Linked DNA regions of Homo sapiens: regions 2, 3 and 4 are each linked to region 1. The links are chromatin contacts, found by Hi-C or POLR2A ChIA-PET in ENCODE. All regions are on one chromosome and are shown on one strand. Each heading gives the region's core, a stretch centred on a gene start or an enhancer-like site at or near the end of the contact. The rest is flanking DNA. Distances are from core to core; before and after follow the strand shown. Region 1 holds the start of BZW1 (basic leucine zipper and W2 domains 1). Region 2 holds the start of PGAP1 (post-GPI attachment to proteins inositol deacylase 1). Region 3 holds the start of SF3B1 (splicing factor 3b subunit 1). Region 4 holds the start of HSPD1 (heat shock protein family D (Hsp60) member 1).

What was found. Hi-C counts contacts between places; a loop is a spot of excess contacts on that map. ChIA-PET counts read pairs that join two places held with the same protein, here RNA polymerase II (POLR2A). Pooled maps may share reads with other maps.
Region 2: a loop to region 1 is called in a pooled map, with 8 times the contacts of the local background. The contact joins the promoter of PGAP1 here to the promoter of BZW1 in region 1. A Hi-C loop is called at or near these places in 1 of 37 single-sample maps with no recorded cell type and 6 of 50 pooled maps. POLR2A ChIA-PET finds 5 or more read pairs at or near these places in 1 of 52 experiments (activated T-cell).
Region 3: a loop to region 1 is called in a pooled map, with 7 times the contacts of the local background. The contact joins the promoter of SF3B1 here to the promoter of BZW1 in region 1. A Hi-C loop is called at or near these places in 1 of 37 single-sample maps with no recorded cell type and 8 of 50 pooled maps. POLR2A ChIA-PET finds 5 or more read pairs at or near these places in 3 of 52 experiments (T-cell, activated T-cell and activated naive CD4-positive, alpha-beta T cell).
Region 4: a loop to region 1 is called in a pooled map, with 15 times the contacts of the local background. The contact joins the promoter of HSPD1 here to the promoter of BZW1 in region 1. A Hi-C loop is called at or near these places in 2 of 37 single-sample maps with no recorded cell type and 13 of 50 pooled maps.

The regions. Positions count from the first base shown.
Region 1 is chr2:200,810,626-200,813,260 of GRCh38, forward strand. BZW1 (basic leucine zipper and W2 domains 1) reads left to right here and starts at 1,285. Exons shown (of 12, transcript NM_001207067.2): 1 at 1,285-1,365; 2 at 2,583-2,635. The coding sequence starts at 2,593. BZW1-AS1 (BZW1 antisense RNA 1) reads right to left here and starts at 1,545. Exons shown (of 4, transcript NR_110275.1): 1 at 1,160-1,545. RefSeq lists enhancers at 499-758, 1,607-2,122, 2,123-2,635 and silencers at 809-958, 1,489-1,858.
Region 2 is chr2:196,925,390-196,928,024 of GRCh38, forward strand. PGAP1 (post-GPI attachment to proteins inositol deacylase 1) reads right to left here and starts at 1,318. Exons shown (of 27, transcript NM_024989.4): 1 at 1,081-1,318. The coding sequence starts at 1,227. RefSeq lists a silencer at 1,267-1,516.
Region 3 is chr2:197,433,744-197,436,378 of GRCh38, forward strand. It overlaps SF3B1 (splicing factor 3b subunit 1), which reads right to left and starts at 1,285. Exons shown (of 25, transcript NM_012433.4): 1 at 1,229-1,285. The coding sequence starts at 1,256. RefSeq lists enhancers at 622-1,168, 913-2,112, 1,354-1,663, 1,684-1,733.
Region 4 is chr2:197,498,455-197,501,089 of GRCh38, forward strand. HSPD1 (heat shock protein family D (Hsp60) member 1) reads right to left here and starts at 1,386. Exons shown (of 12, transcript NM_002156.5): 1 at 1,328-1,386; 2 at 221-396. The coding sequence starts at 394. HSPE1-MOB4 (HSPE1-MOB4 readthrough) reads left to right here and starts at 1,925. Exons shown (of 9, transcript NM_001202485.2): 1 at 1,925-1,985; 2 at 2,620-2,635. The coding sequence starts at 1,983. HSPE1 (heat shock protein family E (Hsp10) member 1) reads left to right here and starts at 1,925. Exons shown (of 4, transcript NM_002157.3): 1 at 1,925-1,985; 2 at 2,620-2,635. The coding sequence starts at 1,983. RefSeq lists silencers at 1,266-1,595, 1,786-1,845 and an enhancer at 1,986-2,045.

The DNA of each region.
Region 1 (2,635 bases), core at 35-2,534:
GTCAGAAAATACCGTGCAAAGGCACATTCAGAACGTAACCAGGATAGCTGGAGCCAGGATTCAAGGAGAGAGGTAGGTAACATTCAATGCTCAGAGGAGGCAAACAGGGTGAAGAATAAAACACTGGGTTTGGCAATAATTTCAGGAACGAACGCTGAGAAAGTCATTTTTCCATGAAGTTGCGGGGGGGTGGGGTAGAGGTCAGATAGTTAATTAGGGAAAAGAAGTCAACAAACTATTTTATCAAAAGGTTTAGGGAAGAGAAGCCACTCTCCTCCTACCAGAGAGTGAGGAAGCAACTGGAGAGAAGTAAACTACTGTACAGTGAATAAAAACATGGGGCTACATCCTAGAGGCGCTGTGCATCTTTATCTGCACAGAGTTTTGTCACGTCCACAGTGCTTTTCACACGCACTATCTAATCTGATCGTACCCCAGCTCCCTGATGATATAGCCTCTAACTGAGGGGTTCTCAAGGTGCGGACCAGCAGCAGCATCACAGATAACTTGTTGGAAATGCACATTCATGGGTTCCACACCAGGCCTACAGAATGAGAAACTACGGGTGGGGCCCAGCAGTCTGTTATAACAAGTCCTCCAAGGGATTCTGATGCTCTCCAAGTCCCCATAGCCACCACACTCGGGAGACAACCGCTGCAGCGCGCAGGGACCGCGGTTGGAGGACAGAATTTCCCCTTCTCAATCTTCGGCCTGTGTCCTCTTCGCTCTTAAGGGAGGTAGTGAACAATGAGACAGCCCCTCAGAGAAAAGTCGCCAGGCAGGGGACTCAGCTGGAGCGAACTCCGCCCATCCCGGCCAGGGCGGAGGCGAGGTGCGGATTCCTTCCCCAAACCACGCCCCCATGCCCGCCCCCAGCCTCCGCCCCCGCACGACCCGAGGGCCCCCCGCCCTCGGGCTTCGACTTCCGGTGCTGGAGGAGGGGGCCGGCGGCGAGGGACTCCAGGAGGACGCGTCCAACTTCGAGACCGGCGGGGGCCGGCTCCGCTCTTCCAACCCCTCCATGTGTGAAGAGGGCGGACGACGCAGCGGGGGAAGAAAAATAAGCTAGTCTAGGACAAGTGTCCAGGCGACGTGGAACCCAGTAAGGGAATAAAGAAGACTGGAAACGTCTCTCCCCTCCCCTATCCCAGTCCCTCACCCTAATCCGCGCGCAATAGAAAAGGCGGAAGCGCCTGTCCACGATCAGGGCGGGGCAAGGGGAAGAAATCTCGCGATAGGAGAGCGGTCCGGGCGGGGGTGGCACCTCTCCCTCCTCCTGGCGTTAGTTCCGGTCGCAGAGGAGACACCGCCGCAGTTGCCGGTACATCGGGGATTTCTGGCTCTTTCCTCTTCGCCTTAAATTCGGTGAGACGCGGCGCCCCGCTCACCCCGGGCGGACGCTGCGGGTCGTGGACGCCGGGCAGAGGGAGAGGGAGGCGGCGGGCTGGATGCGGCCCGGCTTGGATGGGCCCGAACGGAGGTCGCCTCTTGAGGCCGGGCCGGATCTAGGGCCTGAAAGGCCGCCGCTTCGGCAGGGAGGCCGAGGGGTAGCGGCGGCCCGGGTGGGGAGGTGGGGTCCGGGTGTGCGCCGCGGCGCTGGCTGCGAAGGCAGTGGCCGAGGCGGGCTCCCTCTGGGCCGTGCCCGGCCTGGCTAACAAAGCCGCCGCGGCCTCTGTTGTGTGATGTACGCGTGGGGGCTTCCGGCGGGCGGGGCGGAGGGGCTGCCACCCACCACCGCTGCGGCCGCCGCCTCCGCCGCTGCTTTCGCTGGAGGGCGGGCGGATGTACGGGGCGCCTGGGGCCCCGGCGCAAAGCGCCTCAGTGACTGTGGTCCGCTCGTTGCGGCGGCCGCCACCGCAGGCGACAGGGTCAGTGGAGAAAGAGCCGCGGGACCCTACGGCGCCCCGCTGTGGCCGATGGGGTCCTGGGCGGGAAGCGGGTGATCTGTGGCTCGGGCGGGAGGCATGGGAAGGGTGTGGATTGGGAGACACGTTACCGGGGAGGAGGCTAGGACTGTGGGATATGGGCGAAGGAGGCTGGGCTGGCTGTTAGTTTTGCAGGCCTGAGTGGTGCAAGGCGGCCGCTGTTGCGGTCACAGGCATGACCTAGGGTAGGATGGTGCTGCCCGTAACCAGGCTTGTCAGAAGAAGGGGTTCACCTTTTGACAGTGTTTTAGAATTGGCATACACATTTTGGATGCCTGCTGACTATGGTGATAATCTCTCTTTGCGTTCTGCGATGCTTAGTGGTCGTGGAAGATGTAAGTGAATGTAAAGAGGAATGTGGAGAAAACTGAACAATTAGGTTTATGACGGGTGATCACTGTAGCACTACAATGTCGCTTAAAAGTAGTTCACAGCACTAATTTGAAGGGTTTCTTGTAGAGAGAAATGCACATTTTGACGTACATTTGATTCAAGTGCAGGTAATTCTTTGTGCCTGTATCGGGTATAATTGCCAGCTTTATATCCTGAGAGTGGGTGTTCCATTTGATTCATATGTGACTAGACTAAGGTTTGATGTTTTGCTTTAAAAATTAGTATTATGGCACTGATATTAAGGCTTTATTTCTCCTTTCCTAGGGTGTCTTTTATGAATAATCAAAAGCAGCAAAAGCCAACGCTATCAGGCCAGC
Region 2 (2,635 bases), core at 68-2,567, 3.9 Mb before region 1:
TACTAAAAATGTATTTTATCAATATATGTTATAGTGCATATACATTTTATGGTAGGGAATTATTACAATAGGTAGTCCATAATTAAGAGATGCACTTAGAAATAAAAGAATCATTCGGAAAAATTCTCTTAGGACAGTTGTGTAATTTGTCTGCGCCTCTTTTTACAGCTAGTCATGAATGAAATTCTAGATCCTACTATGCCGAACTAACGAAGCCATTGATTGAAAACATTCAAAATGGCATGGAAGCGGTAGGGGTGGAGAGAGAAGGGTTGGCTCTCTCTTAAACTCCGAACCCAGCGAGAAAACAAAAATAGCACCATGAAATAGATTTTGTATGCAACTATTAAGAGGCTCGGCTGCTGAGAGACATGCATAAACACAGGTATGCACACACACAGGCAAGCCCACACACGCACGGCCCCTTAACCTGCAAAATAAGAGGATCTGCAACATCTTTCCAAGAGGGGATCTAGTTTCCAATTCAATGACTCGCCAGTTTACCCATAGGCAAAACCCTGGAGTCTCTAAAAACAGCCTTGGGAACTATCTAGCCAATATACACTCTGCAGACGCTCGGTCCCTTTCTAGAAATGCGAAATCTGACGAGCAGATCACCGGGCGCGAGGGGAATTTAGGCGCGTGGGAAGCAAAGGAAGGTCCTGGGGCACGGGTTAAGGCAAGAACGCGAGAGGGATGGAGCTTCGGTTTAGGGAGAAGGGTTGAGGCTGCCTCTCTGGGCATGAGGGGGGCTGGGCCCGGCCAGTCAGAAGAGCTTGTGCCCAGGATTTGGGGCTGGGGAGGAGGCGGAGGGACAGCGGAGTAACTACGAGGACGACCACGAGGATGCTCTCGGGAAATCGTCTAACAAACACCCCACCGTGAAGAAGGGACACAAAGGGGAGGTGAGGGGGGCAGAAGGGGGATGCAGAGTCTCCCCGGGCGGAGAAAACAGAGGCGAGGACGGGACAGGGGGCCCGAGAGGCGCAGAGAGCCAAGGCAGGACGAACCCACAGAAGGAAAAAGGCACCAGGGGCCAGAGTCTTGGAGCGCCCGGCTGAGGAGAGGGCAGAACCTTACCTGATACTCCGGGTACTCAAACATGTAGCTCATACTGCACTTATTCTCCTCGAAGCCGAAGAAGACATCCCACAGCCCCAGGGTTGCCAGAAAGACCATGAAGACATAAAACGCCAGGTTCCAGAGATTAACTGAGTGAAGAAACATGGTGCCGCCACCACCGCCGCCGCCGCCGCCGCCCCCTCTACCTCCTTCTCCGCCGCGGGGCCCCAAGCCCGGACTGAGCGTGCTAGACACTGTCCGACCGCCACCCCCGGAGCCGAGCCCCAGCCGCGCGCGCCTGCGCTGATGCCCGGCCTGCCCGTTCGCCAGCCGCGCAGTGCGCCTGCGCGCACCAGGTCCGCGGCGCCTCTGGCCTGGCGACTCCCAGAGCCGAGGGAGGAGTAGGTGTTGCAGCGCGAGCGCGGATCTACGGGAAAGAGAAAGAGGGAGAAAGCAGGGTGGGCTGGGCTGGAGGGTGAGGGGAAAGAAGGGAAGTGGGGAGAGAAAGACGCGAGGAGTGGCTGGCGGGAGGGAAAGAAGAGAGAGAGAGGAAGCATCCAGAGGGGGATGGGCGGAGCGCGGGAGCCCTGGAGACGAGCCGGGGGATTGGGCAGGAGGCGGGTGTCAGATGGGTGAATCTGGGGAGGGGACTAGAGCCCAGAGTCCAGAGGCGATTAAGGACCGAGAGCGGACCGAGAGAGGGGAGGAGGACTTAAAAGCCCAGGGGTCATCAGCTGTCACCTCGCAAACGCCTCTCCCTGCGGCAGTTTAAAAACGCTTCCCGTTCAATTTTGAAAAGACTCAGGCCTCCGCAATTTCGGTTTTCCCAACGGTAGTAGAGCACACTCACAGCTCTCTGGAGCAGTTAGCTTGAAGAGGGAACAAATGGCTTTATTTTCCCTCTTCTACCGCCTACTTGGGCCCAGTAGGTAACAGCGCTTAAAAGCACCGGCTCATTAAAAAAAAAAAAAAAAAAAAAAAAAAAAACACCCGCAAGCCGACGAGATTCTGCTCTTGGTATCAGATGAAAGCCTGAATCACAAAAAGCATCGTTAGTCCTTAAAATATGTTACCAAAATATCTATTAGCACTGACGTCCCCAACAGGTATCTGCGTAATCAGTTTGACGCTGACTCGCCTTGCTCTCCAGAACCTCCATCTCTTGGGGAATGGGTTCCACGTTAACTGGAGGAGGCAATTTCGTCCAGCTTCCATTCAAACTCGCAAATGACTTAATTCGTTTTGAAGAATTTCGGTTCTGTTTTGTACAAAGGAGGAGTTTTTAAAAAAAGCTCGAAATCAATCACTTGTAGCAGCTTCAAAACACTAGAATGTTAGGAAAAAGACATCACTCTTTAAAGCTGACTCAACAGTAGACGGTGTGTGTGTGCGTGTGTGTGTAGTAACCACAGGATTCTTAGAATGGTCTTTGGCACTAAATGAATTTCATTGAACTTGGGCTGATTTTCTGGTATATTTTCTGTGCAGAGGAAGTTTGGCTACAATACATAAAATCAAAGAATTTTAAAACCAAAAGGAAGCTTATAGTTTATCTTGTACAACACCCTGATGT
Region 3 (2,635 bases), core at 35-2,534, 3.4 Mb before region 1:
TCTACTTGCACCCTCTGTTCCTGCTACAGTGGACTACTACTCAAACACACCTTTCACGATTCAATACCTTGTTACAAGATGTTCTCAGGCTCAGATGTCCTTCCCGATTTAAAACTGACTGATCCTTTTAAAACACGGTCATGTAACCTCCTCAGTGAAACAACCCTAAACATAATCATTCCGTTACCCAGGTTCCCAGAACATGCTGCTTTTTCTTCTACTTAAGCATGCATCTGGCCTCATGAGAGAATGAGAACATACACATCTGTTTCTCCTATCAGACTGTAAAATTTTGGATGGCCTCAGTCTCTTACCTCTCACAGACTAATACCGAGCCAAATACCCAGAAAGAACATATGAAACAAAAGTGACTTAGAAGTCTCGTTCTCAGTGAAAATCTCGGATTCCAAGTCAGAAATCAAAGAATGCAGTTCCAACTTCTCATGCCTCGTCTTTTCTGAAAAGTGATCCCATTTTCTGTCATCTCTGGATACTTCCTAATGAACTCCAGTCTATTCCCAACGTTTTCCTAATTTGCACACTCTGTATTCCATAAAACGATCAACTAGCTTGAAAGCTTCGGCCATTAATGAAAGTAATTTATGTTTTCCTCTTCCATCTGCTCCTCCAATAACCAGTCTCCAAAGAAAAAGATCAATATTATACTAAAAGTGACTAAGGGAGGGAAAACAACTACCAGATTTTATCCCCAAATCGTTTCGTGCAAGAAAAATAAACAAGTAACTGACGCTTGAAGACACACAAGGGTAGGAGTAACGGAATCTCGGTTTAACCAAATTCGATTCAGTCTGCCGGAAAAGCGGCTGCCGTATTTCAGTGCTTTTCTGACCCTCTTCTGCACAAACTATGGGGACGACAGTGTCGAGAGGCGAGTGAGACCTTCTCCCCACGCCCGCTTCCCCGATCCCTTGCCCACGAATCCTACTGAGGAAGCCGCTTAAACGAGGCCCTCTGGTCAGAGAAGAGAAGCTACTCTGAAGTAGCAGGTCCCAAACACTGAACAAAGCGCCTGTCGGGGGTGTAAGAGGAGGACGCCATTACGCGGGGCAGTGGCCTGCGCCGCTGGCGCGGAGGAGACGACCCTTGGCCCCGAAACGCGGGCTCAGCTCCTACGAAAGAAACCATAGAAAAAGGCAGAATCCTAGGAAAAAAGGCTTTTATTAGGCTAGCAACGAAGAAAACACGTAAGCAGGGAAAGACCGCTTACCTTCGTGAGTCTTGGCGATCTTCGCCATTTTGTCCACTCGAACACACAGACGGAACTGGCGCTCCCAAGAACTTCCGCTCGTCGCCGCCGCCACGGAGAAAAATAGCTGGGGGCTGCACTCTGCGCGTGCGCCAAACGGGAGCGCGCTCCGTCGGGTGACACGTGACAGAACTGCCACCTAGAGGGAACCGCGAGGTGCATTGTGGGTGGGGGAGGAGACACGGTTGGGCCCTGAAGTCGCCTGCGTGGTGACCCAGGAAATCCCCGAGCCGAGCCGTAAGGTCCTTAAGTGAGTAACTTTGCCCTGGAGGAAAGTGGATTCTACGAAGGGAGTTAAGAACAGACACTGAGTCCCAGCAACTCTGGAGGCTGAGGCGGGAGCATCGCTTGAGCCCAGGAGTTCGAGGCAGCCGTGAGCCGTAATCGTGTCGCGCCACTGTACTCAAGCCTCCAGACCGGGCGACAGAGCAAGACCCCGAGACCCCTCCCATTAAAAAAAAATGAACACTGTACGAAACGCTGCGGTTTCAGAGCTGGAAGAGACCTCAGACATTCAATCCCTTTTCCCAAAATTCACTGGAAGAGCTCGAGGAAAACTTTCCCTTGCAGCTGTCTCAGTCTTTACAGTGCTTAGTTACGAAGACAGTCTTAACAGTCCCATCTTTCGCCCTGTAATTCAAGGTCATTTTTCATTCTTTCTGTTTAATAATTGCAAATAATTTGGGTAGGAATTTCGTTGAGCCTCACAAATCGTTGCTGAGTTGCACAGTGACAATCTTGCCACCCTTTTAAAGCCTTTTACTTTATGGGTTCCTAGAAAACCACTCATCGTCATTATTAACATTCATTAGATGTTTCTCTTAAATCCTAGACGGTATTCCTAAATCAGGAATTTTAATAGATCAGAATACGGCAGTCTGTTTTCCTGGGCATCAATTATAATATAACCTTGTACTGTCACACTGGTCTTTGACTTCGACGATGAAAAAGAAAGAAAGGCTCAGAAAGATGGGTCCCGGAAGCAGCCGAGGAAAACAGGTAGTTATCAAGGTTAGAGCCATCACAAAGAGAGGAGTACCTCGCTATGTGATAAACCTGCAACCCAAATACTAACCATACCATGGGTCAGTATGGTCGTTTGAAGGGAGGGAAATGGTATGGGTGTATTCCTCTTGCAGGAAGACCCCATATCTACTTTGGGTAAAGTGAGGAGCCATTTTCCTGAGGCTAGCGGTAGGTGGGAGATATATGGACAATGGCACTGGACTGAGAGCTTAGATAACCTGTCCCTGGTGACTCCTGACCTGCAGCCTTGCTCCCTCTTTCCCTCTCACCAGACTCCCTCCCTTCTTCAGATCAGGTGACACAAACGATTTTTTTTCTGTTTTTTTGACACACAGTCTTGGT
Region 4 (2,635 bases), core at 136-2,635, 3.3 Mb before region 1:
CACATTGAACAAAATAGTTTCGAAAATCTGGCTGAAGCAGTTTAAGCTTTAAGATCATGTCTAAGAAAAAAAGGCTAACCAATACTTCAGAATTCTTACATGTAAACTGAGTTCTCTCAAAAATGGAGATGAAAGTACTGTTGAATAGTTCAGTGCGACTATTTGTGAGTAAAATGCTATTAATAATACCGTAATTACAATAAAATAAAAATACTGGTACCTTTGGCCCCATTGTAACGGCCACAGCATCGGCTAAAAGGTCTACACCTTGAAGCATTAAGGCTCGGGCATCTGCACCAAATTTTACATCTTTGGCATAAGCCCGAGTGAGATGAGGAGCCAGTACCCTGGACACCGGTCTCATCTGGCGAAAGACTGTGGGTAACCGAAGCATTTCTGGGGATGGAAGCAAAAAGATCATCAGAACTACCACCCGTGGTGCGCTGCAGAACAAACATGCCCACCTGTGCAACAGAGCAAGCAACGTGAGATGCTGAGCCTGGCTGACCTCCGCCAGCCACTACGCCTGAATGACGGAAGGCGCCGCAGCTTCGGAACATCAGCCACTAGCGCAAGCTAAAGAGGCCGCCCCGGCCGGCGCCTGACCTATAGCACCAGCACAAAGCACATGCGGCTCCTTCCCCACGGCCACCTATCCCTGCCGCCAAAAACGAGTTAATCTTTCACCGCGAAAACGGCCTTGTGGGCAGACCCACTCCAACTGTGGCCCCTGAGAAACCAAGTCAGCCGGAGAGAGGCAAGTTACAAATCCAAGTGACCAGGGAAGTTAAAAGTATTCCTGACGGTGCAAAAAGCCGCTCAGCAAAGTGTCTCCATGGATCCACCCAAGGCTACTGTATCAGAGCAACCAGCAAGGCCGCGATGCTGGGGGCGGCGGCCCGGCCCACTCGGCGCGAGCCCACGTGTCCTTCTTTCCGAACGCCCCCAGCAAGGTCAAGACTGGAGGCGCGGTATCCCAGCTGCCTGCGGGGGAAAAAAGCGGTTCCCTCACGTACACCACCCTCCCCGGTTCCCTGAAGTCGGCCAGGCGCAGGTTGCACCAGCGGGCCTAAGTGGTTACAATCCCCCAAATTCAAACCCCACGAGTTGTCCCTCCCGCGCCCAGCCGAGGTCCAGGATCCGCGTCGCACGTGATGGAACCCGCATGGACCCGCGAGGCCTGGACCCGCAGGCCTGGGCCTGCGGTGCGGCGCGGTGCGGAACTCCAGGTTGTCGCCGCCCGCACCCTCCAGCTGGACCGCAGAGGAGGAAGGCCCACTCGGGGGTCGCAGGAGCCGGGGGGAGGTGGTGCGGGAAGGCCGCGTACCTGCGGGGCGGCGGCAAGGCGTGCGCTCGGCGAGACAGGTCGTCGGCGGCGAGTGAGGGACAGAGTGCAGGGCGCACACCGCAATGAGCCCGTGTCCCCTCCCTCCGCCTCTACTCCCGCCCCGCGGCACCGCGTGTGCAGGCAGCTCCCACCCACTTCCCGTCAGCCCGGGCCCTGCAATCTGCACACCCTGCGCGCGAGCCCCGCCCCTCCCTACCCGCGCAGGGTGTGCTAGCGCGCTCAGCCCTCTCCGGCCGGCTTAGTCTAGTTCCCGGGCCTCGCTCGGTTCCAGAACTTTCCAGAAAATGCCGCGCTCCCTACGGCTCAAGGGTCAAATCGCGTCATTTCCGGGAGGGGACGAAGGGGTAGTTCTTTCACCTCGGCTGGGCGCCTAGAAAAGCCTAGAAACAGCTCCTTTTTTCTTCCGCCTCCGAGTCTTCGCGTCAGCGTCCTGCGCAGGGCCCTTGGGGCGAATCGCGGTGCGCGTCGGGGCGACCGCCCTCCCTCCCTGGGAGGGGCGAGGGGGCTAGCGGCGACCGCTGGGGCGAGCGCGCCTGCGCGCTGGGTGATTTTTTCACGTGTCGCCAGGGCCGGACTGCGAGTCTCTTTGCGGCGCTACACTAGAGCAGAGTACGAGTCTGAGGCGGAGGGAGTAATGGTGAGTCCCGCGTGGCCCCGAGGCCTGCAGGCCCGGGCCTGTCTGAGGCGTACGGGGATCCCTGACGCCCCTCTTTTGTTGGGCTGGGCGGGAGGGATTGGTGGCCACTCAGTGACCAGCGCCCGATGGCACCTTGGAGCGGCAAGGCCCGCCCGACCCTTTTCTCCCCCAGGGCTCTTTGCACGCGCGTGTGCTGCCGGTGTGTAAGGCAGGGGGGCGAGAACCCGGGCGCACGCGCAGCGTCTCACCTGCTTCTGCAGGGCCTTTGTGGATGTGTAATATCTTGGGTAAAAATCATGGTGCCAGGCAGGGAGCTTGACCCAGCGTTTCCTGAAAATTTCTGGAAAAACCTGAAGAAGGAAAACATTTGACCTTGGAATAAACTAAGGTTGACCTTAAAGCTGGTCTGGTTGCTCACCGGAGGAGCGACAACGACCCCTAACAGACGTAAGGAATCGGGAATTAAACTTGGAATATTGGTTAGTACATTCAAATGCGCTTCCTTAACGAATAAGCTGAGGTTTGGTGTTAACTTTCAAAGCCAAAACGTGTTGAGATGTATAGCACGGTGGCGTTGCCTGTTGATAATGTGATTACATTTAGTTTTTGTTTCAAAACATTTCTCTTCCTACAGGCAGGACAAGCGTTTA